2 separate regions of the Homo sapiens genome follow, and region 2 is linked to region 1. A link is an interaction called in ENCODE POLR2A ChIA-PET data of the cell type or tissue named here. Cell type or tissue: B cell. All regions are shown on one strand. Each heading gives the region's core, and the rest is flanking DNA. Links, peaks and the distances in the headings are about the cores only.

Region 1 (2,917 bases), core at 200-2,699:
CTCATTCTTTGGATCTCATTTTTACCCATAGGCCTCTGGGGCACCATATTAAAATTCCAGAGGCCATTCCTGGCCTTGTTTCATACCTTATGGGAAATGACGCAGGTTATATGGTATGGATCTATAGGTGTAAAGACTGGGTAGCAATGGCTGGATTGGCCGTACCATTCTACCACTTTTTTCTTTGAAAAAGGTGGCTTATGAACTTTGTTAGAAATGCCCTCAATTGGCCTTTCCCGTTGTAGCTGCTGGAGACTGACTGTGTCTGAAAGGAGGGTCTCTTGATGCTGACAGGGAAAAGCTGATCAGCACCTCTGTGTCCTAGAAGGGGAACTTCCAGAAAGGGGGCATAGAAGAAGGTATTATTAGTATTTATTGAATGCTTTCATGGGGCCAGGTACTGTGCTGGGGGCTAGCACCTTCCCTTGCTAGTAGGTAAAAACCCAGCTGTAATTTTAAAGGAATTGCTATGCTGAGATACACTTTTATTGAAGACCTTGCATAGTTCAAATAACGTGAAAAGTATTGATGGTCAAAAATATTTTGTGTAGGAATCAATGCCACCAAAATGTTAGTGATAACCGTACAAACAAATTGAAACAAAACTGAGACAGGATTCAGATAATTCTGACAAATAAAGAAAAAGCAGCCACAACACTGACCCCCCAACATGTTCTTAATTCCCTTTGGGGCTGTTTCTAGAAAAGGCATATTTCACCCTGAATGCTAAATTTAGTTCTCTACTCTGTTAGTTTAGACCTGCCTTCCATCAAAATATTGTTGTCAAAGATTTATGTAACTTGTGATTTGAGCCTTGTATGAAATTCTTTCAAGTTTTGATTACTAAACAGTTATGTGTCATTAATCTCTCCATTGAAAATTAAAATGGCACAAGAAGCAAAAGAAGAAAAAAGACCTGTAACAGAGGAGAATGTGGTAATAGAAAGCCAGGTGCCACATTTCATTATGAGTGAAGTGTACCCTCTTGACTTCAAGAGAAAGCTTTGCCACTTTGAAAAGATAATTTTAAGCCCTGACCGGTGAGCTAATAAAAATAATCATAAAAAAAGAACGCCCTATCTCTTGTCTACTCACAAGTCTGTTTTTGAACTTTCAGGAGGTATGACTTTAATGGTAATTTGTTGACAGATTAGTTTCAGTGATTGCCAAGAGTTTGTTTTTGCAGAACTGGCAGGTCCTATCTGCTCTCTGAAGGCAAGGAACCTACTTTGCTGTTTTGCAATGGCTTGCGTTTATCAACAACTAGTGCTGAGCAGGCAGAATTGGAATGTTTATATAATGTAAACCTATAGCTCGCCTGATGGAGTCTAGTGTACTTTTAGGTAGTGCATAGATTACTTGATAAAAAGGGTTACAAGGTGACTGCTTTTATGACAAAGAAGAATAGCAATATAAATGCCAGTGGTACACTGAGCCACAAGAAGGAAGTTTATGTAGGGAATTGAACCCCATGTTAGAAAGTTTCTTTTCATCACTTTGTCTTTGAACTCAAATCTATTGTAATTATGAAGTGTTACTTGTAACATTCCAGAGACCCTTTGCTAAATACTGTGTTTGATTTGATTCATAAAAATAGAGCCACATTATCTCCCCTCCCCTGCCGACAAGAAAATGTCATGAAGAGTTTCCCATACTGACCTTGTCTCAGCTTTGTTGCAAGTGGGCTCATAAGTGAGCTCCACTAGAAAACAGCTGCAATTTATTTCTTTGATCATTTGCATATTTTCATTTAACTTTTTCTTTTTTTTTTTTTTTTTTTTTTTGGAGATGGGGTCTAGCTCGGTCACCCAGGTTAGAGTACAGAGAGTACAGGGTTGCGATCATGGCTTACATGGCTTACTGAAGGCTTTACCTCCCCGGGCTCAAGCGATTCTCCCACCATCAGGCTTCTGAGTTGCTGGGACGGCAGGCCAGCTGTTTTTTTTTTGTTGTTGTTTTTCTTTTTGTTTTCCTGTAGAGATATGGGTCTCACTATATTGCCTAGGCTGGTCTTGAACTCCTGGGCTCAAGCGATCCTCCTGCCTCAGCCTCCCAAAGTGCCAGGATTACAGACATGTGCCACCACACCCAGCCTCATTTAACTATTATTTATTGAGCCTCCGTATGTGGAAGAAAATGGGGGTGGAGGGGGAACTGATATGTTAGGTGCTAGGAAAACATGGGAGAATAACTTAGAGTTTACTTAGCTAGATCCCGAAGAATAACTATGGAGGCAGTAGGAAGATGGGAAGATGGTGAAAAGGCAGATTGGGTTCGGCTTATGGGAGGGTTCTAAGTAGAGAAGAAAGATCATATAAGAGGTGGTGTATTAAAAGTAAATGAGAAGGTTGAACCTAGCTGGCTTGGAAGGGAAGAAATCCCGGAGAGATGAGTGGCCATGACAGCGCTACTGCAGTTGGTCTGACATTTAGTAATCGGCCACTAACGTGGCCCCAGTGAATTGAGGGCACCCTGTTGTTGATCCCTCCTGGCTTCTTGAACATCTCCTCCTCCATCTGAATCCCTTAGTGAAGTCTAGGTTCCATCAGGGAATGGGGGCCGGGATCACCTTCCTCATTACCTGGTACTTCCACAGCACACAGCACAGTACCTGATGTAGGGCAGTTCTGTGACAGACTATTTATGAATGAGTGACACAGAAAGAGAAAGGAAGGACTGGATAAGAAGAGATTGTTGAGGGGAGTGTTGGGAAAAACAGGACCTTTTGAATTATGAGGTATGCAAATACCAAGGAGTGGGAGTTACCAATGATGAGTCAGGATGTTCCATCTTAATGACTGGCAAAATGGGGGCACCAATGAAACAGAAAGAGAGAGGCATGGGGAAGAACCTGAACTCCTTTCTTAGCTGCCACTAGGAGGTTAAGAACTTATAATAAAGGATGGGCTTATTTTGA
Region 2 (2,917 bases), core at 165-2,664, 230 kb after region 1:
CTGAATGTCATTTCTCGTTTGTAGCTTTCTGTCACTCATTCCATCTTCCTTCAGACATCACCACGTTTCTCTAAAGTCAGAAAACATTCCGTTTTGGTCTTTTTCAAAAAGGTCCCAAATGCTGCACTCTACACATGAAGGCCCTCTCACACAGACGTGACGTCCTGCCAGAAAGAGAATGAATGACAGAAAAAAAAAAGAGAGACAAACTCTAGGAACAATGCCGATTCATTCCACGCAGCAGTATTGGGGGTGGTTCGGGGGAGGGGTGTTTCGGATTTTCTTTTTTTCTTTTCTTTTCTTTTTTTTTTTTTGCAGCAACCATTAATAAATGCCACCACATTCTACCAGCACAAGGAAACATAGGCAGCACTGAAAAAAAAAAAAAAGCTCATATTAATTAGACTGACAATATGGCCTTGGAAGGCTCTCCCTTGTGGAACCAAGTTGCCATGGGCCTTGGGTGCTCTGCGATAACGGGTGTGGGTTGGTTTTGTTTGCAAAATGGCCAAAAAAAAAAACCGGCTTCCCCGAGCAGCTGCCCTGAAAGTAGGGGTGGCGGCGGCGGCGCTGAGTTTATACATTAGTTCAGACCTACTTGGTGGCATTAAACTGTTTGAATGCAAATTCGATTTCAGATTGAACTTGTTAAGGGAGTTAACGAGGGCTGAGTTCAGCAAATGCTAAAGTGTTAATTTCAAATATGCAAATTTGGTACTGCAGTTTGTTATGCAATATTATATCACCAACCCAGTATCACAAAAACTCATAGAAGATATCATGTAGGCCCTGGGCTTTGGGGGGGTCCCAAACATGGTATGCAGAAATGTGATGGTTACAGGTCAGTACAACCTCAGTCCTTAGAACCCCTCCACACTTCAGCTCTGCACCCACTTTCCTGTCATTTATTTATATAGGACTGTAGTTTTTTTTAGTTCGAGAGCCTTTCGAAGCTTAATTTATATTCTTTCTTTGTACCTTTTTTCTAAAATTACCAAAGATATTACACAAAGGTAAATTATGTTCTCTGTTTTATGCTTTATCTGATGAAGCCAAATATCCTCTTATTGTTGATCAAAGGAGGCAAAAGAATTTAGAGGCAAATGACAAGCGATAGGCTATTGCAACCTGAGAAAGAGAACTGCTCCTTCATCGTAAATTTAGAAGACCAAGTAGATAATGGAACCAAAGTTGTTACTTTTTTCTAGTAGTTATTTTTCCTTTTTCTTTTTGTGTACCTCTACAGAGACCAAAACTCATTCTCTTAAAGAGATTTTATGGGGCTACTGCAGATAAAAATAGGACACAATATTAAAGGAGCTACAGAAGGAAGGGAGTCCCATCTCAAAAAAAAAATGAATGTATGCCACTGCAATTAGAGTATCCAATAAAGGAGACAGTTTAGAGTCAGGACAGAAAAGCTTCCATAATTGAACTAGATTACATAATAGTATTTCTAGAAAAAGAGATATTTTTAGATTGTATGCCACTTTTGTTTAAGAACTGTGCTGTGATCACTGTATTAATTTTGGTTTATCTTGGCATATATCCTTCAGTTTGTTTTTATTTTTAATTTTTCCTTTTTTTCCGATTAGGCTTTGGTCAGCATTTTTCATTTAAAGAAAAGTAACACTCCCATCCACTCATAAGCTTGGTACAAAAACTTCTCTGGCAGTTACTTTTGAAGCTTCACTCTGCTTTCTGTATAAAGGGCAGTCTGTGGTCACGCAAGACTTTAAAAAAAAAAAAAAAAAAAAAAAAAAAAAAAAAAAAAAAAACTTTTCCAGGCAGCTTCATGATGTGCAGGCAGTAGCCAGACAGGGTCATGGGAAGGGGGCCCTGTGCTTCTAAACTGAGTGGTTGCTGGTTAGTTTGGTATTCAAAAGAGGATAAAAATCTGGTAGATTAGTTCATTCTCAGCATGTGTAGCTAGACATGAGTAAAGATAACAGCATGAGAAACTGTTAGTACGCATACCTCAGTTCAAACCTTTAGGGAATGATTAAAATTTAAAAAAAAAACATTTCACTCAGTTGCACTTAGTCGTATGTCTTGCATGCTTAGTCTAAAGACTGTAGCAAAAAAAAAAAAAAAAGAAAAATTAGATTTTACATATCTTTGCAGGTATCACAGCCTTGCAGAAGAACCAACTGAAAAAAAAATTCTCAGGCTTTACAGCAAGCAAACTTCACTATGATTTTTACAATTCTGATTCTGTATCCCCTGGGGGTTATCCCAGTTGCTTCTTTAGGATGGGGTTTATTACGTTGTACATATATCCCGATGTGTCTGTGTGAATCTTTGTCTTTTTTGGGGGAGGGCAGAGGGCGGTTCTTTTTTTAGATATTGTTCCTAAAAAGGAATAAATGCATACACCTGTTTGTCAAAACACCTTTGCTTTTTGTGCAACTGCTTTATATTAACGATACTAAAAAAAAATAGCTTTGGAAAAAAAACTACTGTATGTAACGGAATTGCAGAATATGCTGCACATGTATTTTATTTAGTTATCCTTGCTTTAAGAATATTGGATGACATTTCCTGACATGTGGGAGGGAGAAACTCCCTAACTTTTTTTTTCTGCTTTTAAACTGTAACATAGTTGAAGATTTCTTTTTTCTGTTCTCATTGATTGGAGCATTTTGTACAGGTTTTGTGTGTGTGTGTGTGTGTGTGTGCGCGCGTGCGTGTGTGTTAATCTGTTTTTTGATACATTCCTATCCCTTGTGTTTATCCTACCACTGCCTTCCTGGCTATCTTAAACAAGTTCATACATTTGAAAAGAAAAAAAAATGTTGTTTAAAAAATGTTTTCTCCTGCTGCAGTAAATATTTTGCATGATGAAATTCCAGGGTCACACTTTTCCAAGTTTATCAGTGAAGTAGTGATTAACAATGGGGAGTGTCAAAACTATTGA

Evidence for each region. Peaks named below come from ENCODE experiments on the same cell type or tissue, not always from the same donor. Only the 100,000 strongest peaks of a DNase experiment are listed, where the experiment ranks them.
Region 2: POLR2A ChIA-PET joins it to region 1 with 6 read pairs; 2 of 35 experiments call an interaction of 5 or more read pairs at or near these places.

The regions. Positions count from the first base shown.
Region 1 is chr3:71,189,506-71,192,422 of GRCh38, reverse strand. All of the region lies in intron 6 of FOXP1 (forkhead box P1), which reads left to right. Among named protein-coding and RNA genes, the nearest start is that of FOXP1-AS1, 99 kb to the left of the region's middle. In B cell, for the core only: no CTCF peak of the experiment used is centred there; no DNase peak of the experiment used is centred there; H3K27ac peaks cover 1,191 bases.
Region 2 is chr3:70,955,594-70,958,510 of GRCh38, reverse strand. FOXP1 (forkhead box P1) reads left to right here. Exons shown (of 21, transcript NM_001349338.3): 21 at 1-2,917. Among named protein-coding and RNA genes, the nearest start is that of FOXP1-AS1, 330 kb to the left of the region's middle. In B cell, for the core only: no CTCF peak of the experiment used is centred there; no DNase peak of the experiment used is centred there.